Regions from separate parts of the Homo sapiens genome. Here region 2 is linked to region 1. A link is a loop called in an ENCODE intact Hi-C map of the cell type or tissue named here. Cell type or tissue: breast epithelium. All regions are shown on one strand.

Region 1 (2,500 bases):
TGTATGTGTTGCAAATATCTTCTCTCATTCTGTGGGCTGCTTTTTCTAGTGGAAGGGGGAATCAGTGGCTTATGCTGTCTCTATGATTTTGAAAACCAAACTTCAGTTCTACCCATTCCTTAAGGTCTAACAGTACTTGGGTCTTTTCTATGAAACATTGTTTTATTAGTTTCTTATAACTCCAGCCTCCATTAATTTTCACCATCTCTGCCCTTCTAGAGTGTTTACCACCTGATTTTGTGATCTAATGGTAATATAATTAGTTCATATCCTTGTTTGCCTCTCACATACTCTACAGCCAGACCACATTGCTCACGTGCTTTGCATGCATTACTTTCCTGCCTGACTTTAAATCAGAGGGCAAGGGCCTTTTTAACAAATGTTATCCTTAATACATACCAACAAGTACAGCGGTAGCAAGAGCTGCAACACTTGTTACCTGTAACAAGAGCTACAATACTTGTTATATGTAACAAGAGCAAGAGCTCAATACTTGTTATATGACTTGAAAAATGTAAATATTACCAGGAATATCTACTATCCACTAAAAGAACTGATAGCAAATAAATTGTTCCAATTAAATATTTTGTTCAAGAGGTCTTGAAAACAAGCCATGTAAGTCATCAAGTGAGTCTAACCTCTACAACATAAAGGCATCGTATTGAAAGTGTTTCACTTTAACCTCCCTGGATTCTATTTGGAATTTCAGTTATTAACAGTCCTGCATACCACCTTCATCATCTACTTCATCTAGTTACTCACTTACTTCTAAAAATACTTACTTTTGACCTCAGGTTGGTAAAATTAGCCTACTCTCATGTTTGTTTATGCTTTTGTTCTGCTGCTGGTCTCTTTGGTCAATGTCCATCTATTCATATTATGAGTTTGGATCAGCCTGAAATGGTAAAGTGGGATAAGGTGTCAACATGATCTTTGACAGTCTTATTATGTGCATAATTAGCTACCTAATATAAATTTCTCAATAAGAATGCGGGTGCTGTAGCTGGTGGTGGTGAAGTTTACATTCTTTGAAAATCAAATGATTTAGACATCTATATATTTGACATTCACTTTTAAAATGCTTGTAAATGGAACACAGCCATTGCTCAATTTACACTTTCCTTTTAGTTCTCTGTCAGTATGTTTGTGAACCCAGAAAGAATTTTTCCCAGAAGTGATATCTGAGTTTCATTGGGTAAAAATAAAAGATTTTAAAAGCCTCATTTAATACTTTTTTGGGGGAAACAGCTACTTAATTAAATTTTATTATTTGTCCTCTGGGACTGAGATGAAGAAAAATTAGACATGTAATCTCTTTGGGGGGTGTTTTGATGGATTGCCTGCATTTCTCTCATATCAGATAACAAGATGGCCAATGTTTTTGTAGGCTTTGTGCCTTTACCCTTGGAATTCTACAAAAAACATCTCTCAAGTTCACATATAACTTGGAATGAAATGCTCTACATGTGCTTCCAGAATTCTCTTTTCTGCATCAAATCAGAAAAAATGAGTCATAACTCATAAGGAATTTTCTGTCAGCTAATGTGATATTTAGGGAGGTACACGAAATCGTTGAAGCCTCTAGGGCACTATTTAATGTATTATTGCCAAAAAAAAAAAAACAAACAGTAGAGCAATTTTCTATGATATGGCTAATTCAGTCATTATTACAATAGGGATGCAATAGATGTAAAGCATTTCCTCAAGAGCTTAACTCATTATGGAAAAGCAAAACTGGATAAACTAGAATGCTTAGAGACCTGAAGTGGGATAGCAAAATGGATATTCTGGTTAGAGCAGGGTCTGGTTGCACTTAACACAGGCTGATTACAGTACTTTAACCAAGTAAGGAGTTTATTTACCCAATCTAACAAGAGTCTGGGGGTAGGAAATGAATGGATAGTGAAGGTCCTTGAGAGAACAGGCCCCTTTCCCCTCCTGCTCCACAATGCTCAGCACTTACGAATGACTGCCCCACTTTGACACTGAATCACAATCTGGACAAGAGAAAAGACAGGTTAAAAGTAGAAAGCTTATGCCAGCTGAGCAGTCCTTTACAGAAAGATATAGGTATCAAGGAAAAAATAGCTTTCCATGAAGTAGCTTTTGATCTAGTTTATTGGCCAATGGACTAGATGACCACCCTAGCTGGAAGGGCATTTATGGAGGTATTTTAAATTATTTACTATTATCTCAAGCAAATTCAAGATTCTGTTAGCAAGGAAGAAGAGTACATACTGGATAGGCAAACCAGCAATGTCTATCACATTTGATTAACTGAATTAAGTGCCACACTTCATATTTTAAATCTTGCCATCAGACATTTAAAAGAATGTATTTCATCCATTTCCACACAATTCAAAGTTCACCACCACACAGATCATAAAGAAGTTTTTTTTTGGTTATTTTTTCTCAACTTACCTGATATTTCAATAAGAAATGATAACTTATGATACAGCCACTTGATGGACTACTGCACAGTCATTAACAATGAAAAATA
Region 2 (2,500 bases), 400 kb before region 1:
CTCACTATATGGTACCAAGGGAGGATGGTGCTAAACCATCCATGAGAACTCCGCCCTCATGATCTGATCGCCTCCCACCAGACCCTGCCTCCAACACTGGGGATTACAATTCAACATTATATTTGGTGGGGACACAGATCCAAACCATTATCACCTTCCAAGGCTCCAAGTCTGAACTAGACCTGAAAATGTTGGTGCTTTTCTCTGCGTTTTGTTCCTGGACTGGAAAGTTACTGTACTACTGGTTTCTATATGGAAGGAGTTTGAATCCCTTTTATATCCTTGAACTAGATCTCAACCAGCTCCTTCCTTCCCTCCGCAAATATCTGAGCTCTTACTCTGCCCTCAGGATCAAGCAGTCTTGCCCTGGTTCCAGGCATCACTGGCTCCTCCTCAATTCTCTGCCGTGATTAGACCACATGATCTTATGTTTTCCTTTTTCTCTCTTACTACTCTTTAGTACACTAGAGTAGCACTTATCACTATGCTTTTATCTGTTTGTTAATTGTCTGACTTACCGCATAAGACCATAAACTCCGAGACATCAGGGACTTCGCCTCTCTTGTTCTTTATTTCTCAGTGCTTACAACAGCGCTCAGCACACAGTAGGTTCTTTAAAAGACCCAACCTCTGTGGTCAGGGAACTTGCATTCTAGAGGGAGAGAGATACAAATGTGGAATCCATGTCTTGCCAGTTTTGCTTAAGGTAAACATACGATGCTATGGGACTTCCAAGGAGGACCTCTGCTCTTGTTTGTGTTGGGGGAGTGTCAGGGATAGGCAAAGGGTGTCAAAGAAGACTTCCTACAGGCAACCTCTGAACTAAGTTTTAAAGGCCTAGTAGGGCAATGTTTTTGGCCAAGGAAACAACAACTCATGCAAAGGGCTGAAGGTGAGTCAGATGATTCAGATAAATGCACATGTCTCAGGGAGGGCAGTTGGCAGAGTGGAGGAATTGAGGCTAGCAAGTTAGGCAGAGAGAGATTGTGACAGGCCTGGGAGGTTGTGCTAAGGGGTTGGGACTTTATTTTTGAATTTGATGTGGAACACTAAAATTGGGAAAATTGTAATCATGCTCAAATTGGTATTTTGTTTCTGGTAGCAGCAAGGAGGGGATGAGTCTACAGGTGGGGAGGGCAATTTGAAGCCTTTGAAACCAAACAGATTTACTTACTGTTTAAGAGACATGTCATGCACCTTCCCCTTTCTCTTCTTTGCTCATAGTGGTTGATTTGGTGGAAAAAATTTTTTTTTCCATCTCTACATGGTCTAATGCTACCTATTGTTTAAGCCCCAGGTTGAATAAATGAATATAAGCACTGTGAGCCAAAAAGAACCAAGTGTATAACCTTGGATCTGTTTCTGAGAGTACATGGGAGGAGAGTATCCTGATCATTCATTTGTTCTGGGCATTTGAGACTATATAGAACTTTCAATGCTTTGTTGCTTTTTACATGCTAAACTCTATGTGAAATGCTATATTTACAAGGATTATCTATTTAATTCTTACATCTACCTATTTACTAGGTATCATTATTAGCTTTGTATTATGGATTAATCAACTGAAACACAGTTTTGTAAATAAGTTGTTCAAAGTCAGACCACTGTTAGTAAAGATTAGAAATCTTGGAAGATTGGCACTAGAACCATAATAGTAACATTACCTTGTAAAAAGCATTTGACTAAAAATCAATAGAGGTGGTTTTTGGTTAAAAATGAATAGCAATCATATATTCAGCTTAACCCAGTAAGACAGTTGTTATTATCCCCATTTTAATAGATTAGAATACTATGGATTTGTGCGTTTACATTAATTGTACAAGGCCACACAGCTTGGGATTTTAACCCAGGTCTACATGATTTCAAAGTCAAAGATTTCAACCACTTGGAAATGTTCCTCCTGGCAGCTCTTGTATTAATTTATTTGAATGGCTTATGACTTTAAACTCGGAGGTATCAACTCTGCCTGGAAAATGATAGAATTGGACTAGCTGGCATCTAGGACCTCTTCTGCTCTGCAATTCATGCTCTAAGAGCATCCCAGAGCCCTTGTTAATTTCTTCCCTTGTCATTCACCTTCACTGCTTTGTGTTGGATTTACTCCCTCAAATAGTGAGAGACACAAAAATAAAAATTGTGACCTGGATAGGTAGCTTGCAACGTAAGCATGGAGCAGAGTGCAGAGTGCTGGCTCCCAGCCAACTGGAAACTAAACAAGTAAATGAGATGACAACAAACCTGAAGCCAAGCTCCATACCACCAAAGTATTGGAGGAAAGCACTGGGGAAATGACCACAGCACTTCAAGGTCACTCAGAGGTCCAGTGAGAATCATGAGGGAGTAATAAAACATATGTTAACCAACTAGTGCATGTGTCAACTGTGGTGTAGGGATAGGGCTGAGAATGGAATTCTGTGAGGAAAAACCAGGACTTAGTTGATAGTCTGTAGAGACAACACTGTGTTGGAAATAAAGGCAGAAAAAAAGCAGGTCAGTTGGG

The links. Peaks named below come from ENCODE experiments on the same cell type or tissue, not always from the same donor. Only the 100,000 strongest peaks of a DNase experiment are listed, where the experiment ranks them.
Region 2: a loop joins it to region 1, with 15 times the contacts of the local background. A loop is called at or near these places in 3 of 110 quality-filtered maps.

What each region holds. Positions count from the first base shown.
Region 1 is chr3:149,976,507-149,979,006 of GRCh38, reverse strand. No RefSeq gene overlaps it. Among named protein-coding and RNA genes, the nearest start is that of PFN2, 6.9 kb to the right of the region's middle. In breast epithelium, no CTCF peak of the experiment used is centred here; no DNase peak of the experiment used is centred here.
Region 2 is chr3:150,376,482-150,378,981 of GRCh38, reverse strand. No RefSeq gene overlaps it. Among named protein-coding and RNA genes, the nearest start is that of TSC22D2, 31 kb to the left of the region's middle. In breast epithelium, no CTCF peak of the experiment used is centred here; no DNase peak of the experiment used is centred here; H3K27ac peaks cover 443 bases.